Regions from separate parts of the Homo sapiens genome. Here regions 1, 2 and 3 are each linked to region 4. Evidence: chromatin contacts called from ENCODE Hi-C or POLR2A ChIA-PET data. All regions are on one chromosome and are shown on one strand. The core of a region is the stretch at or near the end of the contact, and the rest is flanking DNA. Distances in the headings are between cores, read along the strand shown.

Region 1 (2,700 bases), core at 173-2,672, 1.4 Mb before region 4:
CTAATGCTCTCCCTCCCCTTGACCCCCACGCAACCAAAGATGGTTTTAAGGCTTCTAGGACTGGAGATGATTACTTTCAGAAATGAATAGTGGTGACCAGATGAAATAAGACTTTTGGATGTAGATAGGACCTTAGCGATATATTTCCAGCTTTTTATTTTTTATTTTAAGGATGAAGAAACAGCTTTAAGTTGGTTGCCTAAAGTCACGCAGGTAATTGATGCAGTATGGCCAGAACCCATACTAGGCTTAAGGGACAGTGTACCATAAACTCGTAGAGGTCCTTTAAACAGATAGAAACGCTGTGCTCCAGGCAGATGCCATAACAAACACTGGCTCTAGATCTACCATGGGTTATATGGGTCCTTAGTTAAGATTAGATATGGAGTCACAGTGTGCCAGAATTTCAGGGAGAGAGGAAAGTGGAAGGGCTTTCCACTAAGCCTTTTGAACTACTAGGTACCCCTCGTTTTACATCTGGTTATCTCATTTAAATCTATGACGTTTTAAAATACTTATTACCATTTAAGACATGAGAAAAATTAAGTTTAGAAACGGCTAGATAGCTCACGCTAGAAAGGAAGGACTCCAAATTTTAACCAAGGGCAGATGTGCATGGAGGCCAAGTCATTTCCTTCCCATGCTCTCATACTGACCCAACAAACCCATTCTGCACGTGAGAAAACTGAGGCCCGGAGGAGGGAATTCACACACGTTTGAAGCCAAGCTGGGGCCAGAAAGTAGATCGGCTGATCTCCAAACCTCCACGTCAAAGGTCTTCCCAGGAGGACATATGCCTTCAAGGATTTTACAATGTATACCACCCTACAAGTGATGGGAGAGAGGGGAAAAAAGCAACCGACTAAGGAGAAAAGCAAGGAGCAGAAAAAGGAGCAAAAGAGGAGCTGTCAGAACGGTGTGAGGAGAGTGGGAAAGGAGCCGCCTCCTTTTGCCTCTCTTCCTACTTATTAACAAAACAGAACGACTATCCAACGTATTTCAGGGAGCTAAGTCTTAGCCAGCTTCAGCTGTGTTTTAACCCTTAGCTAAATATAGACAAGGCTAAGGCAGGCCAGGTGTACACTTCAGGAAGACGTGGAAATTCCCAGGGCGGACCAAAACTTGAGCTGTTCCGGCGGTAGTGATTTGAGGTCAGTTTGAAAGAGAAGTTGAGAAAGCGGCCGAGGGGCGAATTTGGCTGCACTACACGCTCGCCACAAAGAGGAAGGGCCGCCGGCCGCCGGGGCCGAGTGCGCTTCCAGCCCAGGCGGAGCGGTAGACGCAACAGCCTCCGCCCGCCACGTGACCCGTAGTGTTGTGGTCTGGCCCGCGTGGGTGGCGGGAGCGCCGAGAGGGCGGGGGCGGCGATGGGGCGGGTCACGTGATGGGGTTTAAATCTCCCGCAGCCGGAGCCGCGGGGGCGCCAGTGCCGCGCGTCGAGCGGGAGCAGAGGAGGCGAGGGAGGAGGGCCAGAGAGGCAGTTGGAAGATGGCGGACGAGGCGGCCCTCGCCCTTCAGCCCGGCGGCTCCCCCTCGGCGGCGGGGGCCGACAGGGAGGCCGCGTCGTCCCCCGCCGGGGAGCCGCTCCGCAAGAGGCCGCGGAGAGATGGTCCCGGCCTCGAGCGGAGCCCGGGCGAGCCCGGTGGGGCGGCCCCAGAGCGTGAGGTGCCGGCGGCGGCCAGGGGCTGCCCGGGTGCGGCGGCGGCGGCGCTGTGGCGGGAGGCGGAGGCAGAGGCGGCGGCGGCAGGCGGGGAGCAAGAGGCCCAGGCGACTGCGGCGGCTGGGGAAGGAGACAATGGGCCGGGCCTGCAGGGCCCATCTCGGGAGCCACCGCTGGCCGACAACTTGTACGACGAAGACGACGACGACGAGGGCGAGGAGGAGGAAGAGGCGGCGGCGGCGGCGATTGGGTACCGAGGTGCGCAGGGTGCGGGCGGCCGGAACTGCGCATCTCCTCCTCCCTCTCCCCGGGCTCCTACTGGCCTGAGGTTGAGGGCGGCTGGGGGCTCGGGGCAGGCTCCGCGGCGTTCCCCTCCCCACCCCGGCCCTCCGTTCAGCCGCGCTCCTCCGGGGCTGCGGTTCCTACTGCGCGAGCTGCCAGTGGATTCGCTCTTTTCCTCCGTCCGTGGCCCGCCTGGGCGGCCTTGTTCTTTCCGCAGCAGCCAGGTCGGGAGACTCTCGCAGTCGCTTTAAAATAAGTTTCTCTCCCCCTCTTACTCTTTTAGCATATTGCTTTTGTTAGAGCTTTTTTTTTCTTTTTCTTTATTTTTTATTTTCATTGCTTTTCTCCTCTACCCCCCAGCACACTTAAGTCTGCAACTTTTTGGCTGTCCCGTTGGTCTGCGTTTTCAATTGCTTTTTGCAAACTTGACACCTGTGCAGTTTGCTTTTTTTGGTCTATATTTTTATGACTGAAATTACAATTTTTGAAAGAGGAAAGCTGTTTCTATAGTCACAGCTTGCAAAATTTAAAGAACGTGGCTGTTCCTGAAGACATTACCATTCTGTAATGCAGTTAGGAGTGGGTATGGGAGAGAGAGTACTTTTAGAGCTGTTCATATTACTTTTATTCTAATCTTGCTCTTGTGCGGTAATGGTGTTTGGGCTAAACATGCTTTTTTTGTATGTATGTAGTATTGAGACACAAACTTAACACTTCTAGCATAATGAAGCAGATATGTTGCAGTTGTCATGTTCTTG
Region 2 (2,700 bases), core at 68-2,567, 1.5 Mb after region 4:
CCTGAAACCCTAAAGCAACTCTTGATGAGTAGGCATTGGCAGGAGGCCCCAGAACATTTTCTGACCCTCAAACACTGAGAATGCATGTCTGCTGGGGAATAGTAGTGAGGGGGCTAAGGGTATGGGGGTGTTCATGCCTGAGTCAGGGGCTCTGGATGGTAGAAATGTCTGGGAGTTCTGACGGAATGGGGGTGAGGAGGCCTAAAGATAACCTGTTCATAGTCTTTCAGGGCCTTAACCATTATGGCTGGGGAAGTGGGAAGTGCCGATGGGGTATGCAGAGGAGGGCAGCTGTGATAGTACATTTCATCCTGAAAGCACTACATGTGGATAATGACGGTAGTGATGATGCCCTAATTTTAGTGTCATGGCAACATTTTCCAAGGGGATGGAATTGGGTACCCTCATTAGTGTCATTTTTGTTTGAGAGATTTCAAGAGTCTATCTAGGTGTCATTTTAAAATCTATTGAAAAAAAATCTTGAATGCAGGTCACTGACCAGTTGGTTCCATGTAACTGCACTGCCTTCTGCTACCACTAAAGCAATGTTATGACAACCTGGACAAGTCATGGGAAACCTATGTGAGACTTAGTTTTTTCTTTTTCTTTTTGGAGTTGGGGGTCTCACTATGTTGCTCAGGCTGATCTAGAGCTCCTGGGCTCAGACAACCCTCCCGCCTCAGCATCCCCAAGTGCCGGGATTACCGATGTAAGCCACTACACCCAGCTGAGACTTAGTTTTTTCATCTGGAAATGAAGGCGACCTTTGTGATCCCAGTGGGCCCTTGCACTTGTGTATAAGGTGATTCCCAGCACTGCTCATGAAAGTAGTGATGGCAGAGTAGCCTCTGCTCTCCATTTTATTTTTGGGGTGGGGGGGGGCAGTGGTGGAGGGGAGGATGAGGATGATATTTCCATTAAATAAGTTTCCTTGTTGCTTTTCTTCAGGCACCACTGACCTCGATGGAAAAATGAAGTCCCTGGCCCAGGAAAGAGACCCAACTCTGTGGCTGTTTTGGATTAGTTTGTACAATGCCCTGCAGACCTACTCTCTCAGGAGGCTCCAAGTGACCAAATGTGACAAGAAAGTTTTTTGTCCAAGGCAGTTTGGAAGAGAAGTTGGTGACCGTCGGGATACCACAGCCGCCCCAGGACGGCCTGGTTGAGACATTCACTGGAGGGTCTGGGTGCAGCCCGCTGCCTGGCCGGTAGGCGGCGCGCACAGGCCGTGGGGCCCGGGTCTGGGCGTGCGCGCGGCTGGTAGCAGCGGGGCCGCGCACGCCAGGGTCCGGGAGCCGGGCCGGTGCCCCCGGAGCCATTTCCGGGAGGGGCGAGGCCGGCGGCTGCCGGGCCTCCAATCTCGGCGGCGGCGGCGGCAACAGGGGAGCCTGGGTCTCGCGGCCTGCGAGTCCGTCGCGTGCTGAGGGAGACGCAGGAGGTGGAGCCGGCCGGGTGCTCGAGGGAAGGAGACTGGAAGCTGGTTCCGGCGTGAGGAGGTGGAGGGGCCGCCGCGGGCTCCGGGGGGCGGTGAGGGTCGGGACGGAGGCGCCGCGGGGTGAGGAGAGGACAGGGGCCGGGTGGGCCGAGGGCGGGCAGAGGCGGCGGGGCGGCTGCGGCCGGGGCGGGGGCGGGGGCGGGCTGAAGGCGTGGGCACCAGCCGCTGAGGTCCAAGCAAGTGGACGGCGGGCGGGCGCGGGGCCGCGGTGGGGCGGGTCTGGAGCCCACGCCTGCCGCGGGGTAGGCATGGGCGGCCAGGATTTGCTGGTCCTCCGACGGGAGGGGTGACAACGAGAGCGAGGCCGTGCTGATTCTGAAGGGAGTGCGGAGGAGGCAGGACCCTGGTAGCCTCGGCACCTTCAGCCCGGGTTAGGTGGCCTGGGCTGGGCTCCCCACCCCGATCGCGCGCAGACGGGGCGTTTCCCCTAGTTTCCACCTGGGTGGAATGCTTTGTGGGAGTCTGGGTCTGGATTAGTTTCATCAGCTGTGGGAGGGAAACCTAGTTGCAGCAGGATTTTGATTCGCTGGTCTGGGGTGCTAGGGGTGGACTGTGATATCTGGGAATGAAATCTGAGCCTTCAAAGGAGGGAGAGAACCATAACTTGGCTGCTCTGGCGAATCTAGGCGGGCTGGCGAGACAGTTTAAAGCTCTAGAAGTAAACAAACCTGGTTCCCTTTTACAGAGTCTGAAAAAGGGGAGCGCGGAGAGGAGGCTGGAAGAGGAAGATGCCTAGCACAGACCTTCTGATGTTGGTGAGCCTTTTGCAGACATCCTCCTGGTTCCAAGGCATTTGTCTCCGTTTTTTTAGTCCAAAGGATCCCAGTGTGTAGATTTCACCTCTGATGCTTGCTTTTGGTAGCTGAGCGTTTTGCCACCTTTTATTTTGTTTTGTTTTGTTTTGTTTTTTTGGAGACGGAGTCTCACTCTGTTGCCCAGACTGGGGTGCAGTGGCATGATCTCGGCTCACCGCCACCTCTGCCTCCTGGGTTCAAGCGATTCTCCTGCCTCAGCCTCCTGAGTAGCTGGGATTACAGGCGCACGCCACCACGCCCGGCTAATTTTTGTATTTTTAGTAGAGACGGGGTTCTCCATGTTGGCCAGGCTGGCCTTGAACTCCTGACCTGTGGTGATCCACCCGCCTTGGCCTCCCGAAGTGCTGGGATTCCAGGCGTGAGCCACCGCGCCTGGCCAACCACCTTTTA
Region 3 (2,700 bases), core at 167-2,666, 1.2 Mb after region 4:
ATCCTCCTGCTGCTGGGGGTCTGGGTGGATGTATCCTCCTACTGCTGGGGGTTCTGGGCGGATGTGTCCTTCTGCCGCTTCACCAATGACCCCGACTTGGCTGCCGCTGGTGGGGGCTTCTTCCCGTCTCTCTGAAGTGTCACTGGAAGGAATAGGCCCAGGAGAGGGCAGTTCGTTGGGTTGACAGAAGAGGGACCCTTGGGGAGTTGCCCCTTGCCAAAGTCTCTTTAGGCAGCCTGTAGGGGCCTCCCAATAGCTATCTTGCCCAGCCTACGTGGGTGGAGGATGGGATGCCTGTGGCCTCTGAGGAAGGGGCTGCCTGGGCTCAGATTTTCACCCTCCTGGCCCCACCCCAACCCCAACCAATGAGACTGCAGCCAGTGGGGTCCCAGGTGCTCTGAGTCTTATGTCATGCTGCTTTCCTTGACACTGCCATCGATGTGTAGATGAACCCCATCCCCTGCATCCTAAAGTTGGTTGTTTTCATTGTTTTTAAGTTTTCCCTAACTTAACAGTACAAAGTAGTGCCTTAATTGTAAGACATGGGTTCTGGGAGATAGGAATCCTGTGTGGTGGTTCCAGGGCAGCCACTTGCTTACCCAGGAAGGGGTTGTCTTGTGACTTGGGGTCTCATCCTGGGCTCAGGAATCCTGTAGGGGGAGGGGAGGACCTGGCAGGGAGCTCTGCATAGGTGGGTTTGTGGATGTCTCCCTTTCTGCAGCTCAGTGCTGCTCAAATGTGGGTAATACGTGGACTTCCAATTCACAGCCCTATTGAGATCTAATTCACATGCTGTACAATTCACTCATTTAGTAGCTTTTAGTACATTCAAAGAGCTGTTGTCTCACCACAGTCTAATTTTACAACATTTTCATCAACCTCAAAAGATACCCCAGTACCCATTGGTAGTCACTCCCCACCCCCAGCCCGCTAGCATGCTCTGTATCTCTATAGATTTGCTAATTCTAGACATTTCATATAAATGAAATCATACAACATATGGGTTTTTTGTAGACTCCCTCTCTCTCTCTTTTTTTTCTTGAGATGGAGTCTCGCTCTGTTGCCCAGTCTGGAGTATAGTGGCGTGATCTCGGCTGATGGCAACCTCCGCCTCCCGGGTTCAAGCGATTCTCCTGCCTAAGCTTCCCGAGTAGCTGGGATCACAGGCACCTGCCACCATGCCCAGCTAATTTTTGTATTTTTAGTAGAGATGAGGTTTCACCGTGTTGGCCAGGCTGGTCTTGAACTCCTGACCTCAGGTGATCCATCTGCCTCGGCCTCCCATAATGCTGGGATTACAGGCATGAGCCACCACGCCTGGCCCTCTCTCTCTCTCTCTTTTTTAAAGGTCTCACTCTGTTGCTCAGGCTGGGGTGCAGTGGTGCAATCACGGCTCACTGAAGCCTCAACCTCCTGGGCTCAGGTGATCCTCCCTCCTCAGTCTCCTGAGTAGCTAGGACCACAGGCATGTGCCACCACATCCGGCTAATTTAAAAGTTTTTTTAATAGAGACAAGGTCTTGTGTTGCCCAGGTCTTCAACTCCTGAGCTCAGGACTCCCTTTTGAAAAACAACAACAAACCCCTCACTTGCTGATTGACATTATTCTTACTGTAATATAACTGAAATGTGTATAAGACCAGGCATAAGCACCTTAGACTTAAAGTTTTTACAAAACTATTAAAAAAACAGGAAATAGTAGTAAAACCAGAAAGCCAACTCATTTCCAATGAACAATTACTTTAATTGGAAGGATGTTAACTGCACCTACATTGCCAGCCTTGGGTTGATGGTAGAGAGCTGTGCCCTTGGGCCTCTCCTGTGTTCCCTGCCTCTGTTTCTTGGGCCTGTTGTATAGGGAAGTACTAATAATGTTGGGCTGATGGGACGGGTTGGGGTAATCAGACCTCACATTTAAGCCTAGACTACGTGTGAGCAATCCCTGAATGTCTGTTTTAATGGGGTATTGCCCGATACTCGGAAAGCTGGCTTGTTTGATTGAAGATAAGCATGGAATAGTGGCATTATTGAAATCTGCTTGTAGTGGCTCTTAAACCCACTTCTTTTTTTTTTGGAGACAGAGTCTCGCTCTGTCGCCCAGGCATGGTGCGATCTGGGCTCACTGCAAGCTCCGCCTCCTGGGTTCACACCATTCTTCTGCCTCAGCCTCCTGAGTAGCTGGGACTACAGTCACCTGCCACCACGCCTGGCTAATTTTTTGTATTTTTAGTAGAGACGGGGTTTCACCATGTTAGCCAGGATGGTCTCGATCTCCTGACTTCGTGATCCACTTGCCTCGGCCTCCCAAAGTGCTGGGATTACAGGCGTGAGCCACTGTGCCCAGCCTAAACCCACTTCTTGTAGGAATCAGGAATTTGGCACAGAGATGGGCTTTACTCACTTCACACAGATGCTGTCAACATGCACATGGTCCTGACTGCTAAGAGGCTGGGCCTTTGAACTGGGCACCTCCAGGCTGCCATGGGCTATGGGGTGGCTCTGTTCTCCCTCCCCACCTGCTTTTTTTTTCCTATTTGAATCACAACCTTTCTTTGTGCTGTGTGTGATGATATCATTTGGCCTTCATGGAGAAGGAACTGGATTGTAAACACAGGAGCAAACTTGAGGCTCAAATTGTAGGGCACTGCTTGCTTATGAGATGGTTATTCAGATGACCAGGGGATGCTCTCATTACTTTTTG
Region 4 (2,700 bases), core at 118-2,617:
TGATTTGACTGTACCTTTGCTAGGCCTGGTCAAGGGCTAGGGACTCCTAAAGTCAAGAGCTAGGGTAGAGGTTGGGGGTTGGATCTCAGGGCACCATATGGTGCAGACTTGGTTGCAGGAAAGTGACCTATTTAGGCAGAGGGGCTCTATACAACTGGGACCACAGCAAACCCTAGAGGTGAGCACCTGCTTCAAAGACTCACAGATCCAAGCTGTGATCCTAGATCTACAACTTCCTGGCTGTATAAAGTCCAGCAAGACTGAGGCCTCACTGAGCTTCAATTTCCTTACCTGTCTAACCAGAATAGCAACAACTTGTTTGTATATTTGAGCTCATTACATGTCATTTTGTAAGGCACTAAAGCTCCTGGAGGCTTCCGGAACACAGAAATAATTAATCTAAGAATCCTAAAGTGGCTGTCCTGGTAGCACCTCTAGGGAGTCCTCCCATCCTACGTAACTTCCTCTGGGAAAGTAGAAAACACGGCACCTGGGAAGGGGCGCTGAACCGTGCCCCAAGTCCCAGTGGGCCTGGATGCCCAAGAGCAAGAGGAGGCCCAGAGGATGGGGACAGGCCACGACCTGTGGCCCAAGTCCCGCCCAGAGGGAGTGCGCCCTGAGGGAGAGCCACCGGAGCTGGTGACTCGGGGGCGGGTGCTCTGGGGTGTCGCTTTGGGTTCAGCAATACAAATCTGCCAGCTGGAGATTAGGCGGGGCACGCCGGGGAGAGGTGATGCACTGCCGCTGAAGACCCAGGTAGGCCGGTGCGTTCGGCCTGGGTGAGGAAGGCGCGGGACCCGGGTGCGAGGACTGCGTAGCGTCCCCGGCTCCCGCTTCCGCCCGCTTTCCACGCCCACTTCTGCAAGTCCCCTCCGGCACCTCGGCGTCCACCGGACTCCTAGGGGCGAGCCCTCATTTCCGAGGAATGGGACCGCCTTCGTGCCCCCGGGGCTGCCAGTCCCTAGACTAGCCCTAGGGGCTTCTCGTCCCGGCGGAGCCGGGCGGTGCCTCCTGCCTGCGCCTCGCACCTCCCCGCCTGGCACGGCCCACCCGGGCACGGCGCCGCCACGCGTGAAGGCCCGCATCGGCTCCCTACGTGGGGGACGTGCAGGATGATGCGGGGTCGGGGGGGATTTCGCTGCGTCGCCCGCCCCCTTTCCGGCGCAGGAGGGAGCGGCCGCCGCGTCCCCGCTCCCCGGCCGGGACGCCACCGCCGGGCGTTGCAGAGGCGCGCCGCAACCAATGGGCGTGGAGGAGGTGGGTCGGCTGGCGGCTGTCACCCTCCAGGGGACGGGAGCGCGGAGACCGGGAGCGCGCGAGCTGTCGCCGCGCCCCGGGCCGAGGGGGAGGAGCCGGGGGAGGAGGAGGAGGAGGAGCCGCCGAGCAGCCGCCGGAGGACCACGGCTCGCCAGGGCTGCGGAGGACCGACCGTCCCCACGCCTGCCGCCCCGCGACCCCGACCGCCAGCATGATCGCCGCGCAGCTCCTGGCCTATTACTTCACGGAGCTGAAGGATGACCAGGTCAAAAAGGTGAGCCCCCGCCCGCGCCGCCGCTGGTCCTGGCCGCAGCCTTGCGTTCCGGCATCCGCTCGCCGCCTCCGCTGCCTCCATCCTCCGGCGCCCGGCCTTCTCCGGGCCAGCATCGAGTTGGACTGCAGGGCGCAAGGAAAGCCTTCGCCTTCGATTCTACCGGCATTGTCAGTGTCTCTGTGTGTGTGCGTTTTTGGGAGGGGGGCAATCGGGCGGAAGACCCCCGAGACCGGGCTGCCTGCTGCAGTGTCCTTGAAACGGGCCCTGGATGTCAGATAGGCCCCCGGGCTGTGCGGGGAGGTGGCCGGTGGGCCCTTCCGCAGGGCCTGTTCGGGAGGGTCCGAGCGCCGTGGGAGGAGGTGTGATCATGGAGATGCTGGGGAGGTGATCGAGCAGCAGGCGGGGGTGCTGGCTGGAGGCCAGGCCTCCCATATTTGGGGTTCCTGGCGGAGGGTGTCGGGTGCCCCGGAGAAGCTGTCGCCGGGCTCTCCCAGTTGTTTGAGCTGCTCGTTAATCTGAGGACGAGGTGACCCGCCCGGCTTCCCGGAACGGGGAGGGGCGGCGAGGCCACCGGAAACTTTGCTCATAGGCCTCGTGTCTGGAGCGGCACGTCTGAATGGAATTTTTTATTCCTCTTAAGCTGTAATTTCTAGCCAGCACAGGAGCTCAAATAAGCGACTGGTCATTTGAGTTGGGTGGACGCCTGTGGCATGCTTGTTCTAGCACTTGGACGCATGCATCCTCCTGTCCTGAGGTGTTGTTGCCTTTGACATCTTAGTGTAAAATACTGTCCGCTGGCAGGTCTTAAAGGTGTATTTGTCTCTTCTGCCAGCTGTGCTACCATATTTTAAAGAAACAGCCTAAGCTGTAGGGAAAGACGCCCGTTTTATCAGTGCCAGGTCTGGTACAGGCTCCAGGCCCACCCACCCTGAACGTGGTGACGTTATTGCTGGGGTTAGCTGGGATGGACTGGCAAAGTCATCTTGACTTTGGCGTTCAGACAGGTGGAGTTCTACAGGTGAAAGGCAGGAGTGACAGGCCTTGATTTTCTGCCCGGCAAGCCATAGGGTGTTCCATCCTCTTCCTGTGCATCTAAGATGACTCCCTCATCTGGCACCATAGGAAACAGGCCTACTGAGGGCAGCGACCTTATCAAGGTCACCCAGTGA

What was found. A loop is a pair of places that touch in the nucleus more often than their neighbours do. ChIA-PET counts read pairs that join two places held with the same protein, here RNA polymerase II (POLR2A). Pooled maps may share reads with other maps.
Region 1: a map of K562 shows a loop between it and region 4 (18-fold over the local background). The contact joins the promoter of SIRT1 here to the promoter of HK1 in region 4. A Hi-C loop is called at or near these places in 1 of 168 maps with a recorded cell type or tissue (K562), 1 of 37 single-sample maps with no recorded cell type and 6 of 50 pooled maps.
Region 2: a loop to region 4 is called in a map of naive thymus-derived CD4-positive, alpha-beta T cell, with 8 times the contacts of the local background. The contact joins the promoter of SGPL1 here to the promoter of HK1 in region 4. A Hi-C loop is called at or near these places in 1 of 168 maps with a recorded cell type or tissue (naive thymus-derived CD4-positive, alpha-beta T cell) and 6 of 50 pooled maps. POLR2A ChIA-PET finds 5 or more read pairs at or near these places in 1 of 52 experiments (GM12878).
Region 3: a map with no recorded cell type shows a loop between it and region 4 (5-fold over the local background). The contact joins the enhancer-like site here to the promoter of HK1 in region 4. A Hi-C loop is called at or near these places in 2 of 37 single-sample maps with no recorded cell type and 2 of 50 pooled maps. POLR2A ChIA-PET finds 5 or more read pairs at or near these places in 2 of 52 experiments (B cell and Panc1).

The regions. Positions count from the first base shown.
Region 1 is chr10:67,883,234-67,885,933 of GRCh38, forward strand. SIRT1 (sirtuin 1) reads left to right here and starts at 1,423. Exons shown (of 9, transcript NM_012238.5): 1 at 1,423-1,918. The coding sequence starts at 1,489. RefSeq lists promoters at 1-1,488, 459-1,490, 1,278-1,489, 1,316-1,491, enhancers at 939-998, 1,019-1,178 and silencers at 1,259-1,798, 1,299-1,483, 1,918-2,212, 2,009-2,128.
Region 2 is chr10:70,814,631-70,817,330 of GRCh38, forward strand. SGPL1 (sphingosine-1-phosphate lyase 1) reads left to right here and starts at 1,318. Exons shown (of 15, transcript NM_003901.4): 1 at 1,318-1,496; 2 at 2,181-2,250. The coding sequence starts at 2,224. RefSeq lists silencers at 1,114-1,433, 1,454-1,543, 1,624-1,733.
Region 3 is chr10:70,488,900-70,491,599 of GRCh38, forward strand. The region is part of intron 1 of PALD1 (phosphatase domain containing paladin 1); the gene reads left to right. Among named protein-coding and RNA genes, the nearest start is that of PALD1, 11 kb to the left of the region's middle. RefSeq lists a silencer at 1,324-1,423. Within about 2 kb of position 1,417, at least 2 of the 41 ENCODE cell types and tissues checked have a DNase peak (open chromatin) inside an H3K27ac peak, as active enhancers do; they include B cell, where a contact is called at or near this core.
Region 4 is chr10:69,317,480-69,320,179 of GRCh38, forward strand. HK1 (hexokinase 1) reads left to right here and starts at 1,368. Exons shown (of 18, transcript NM_000188.3): 1 at 1,368-1,531. The coding sequence starts at 1,469. RefSeq lists enhancers at 382-611, 1,902-1,951 and a silencer at 922-1,601.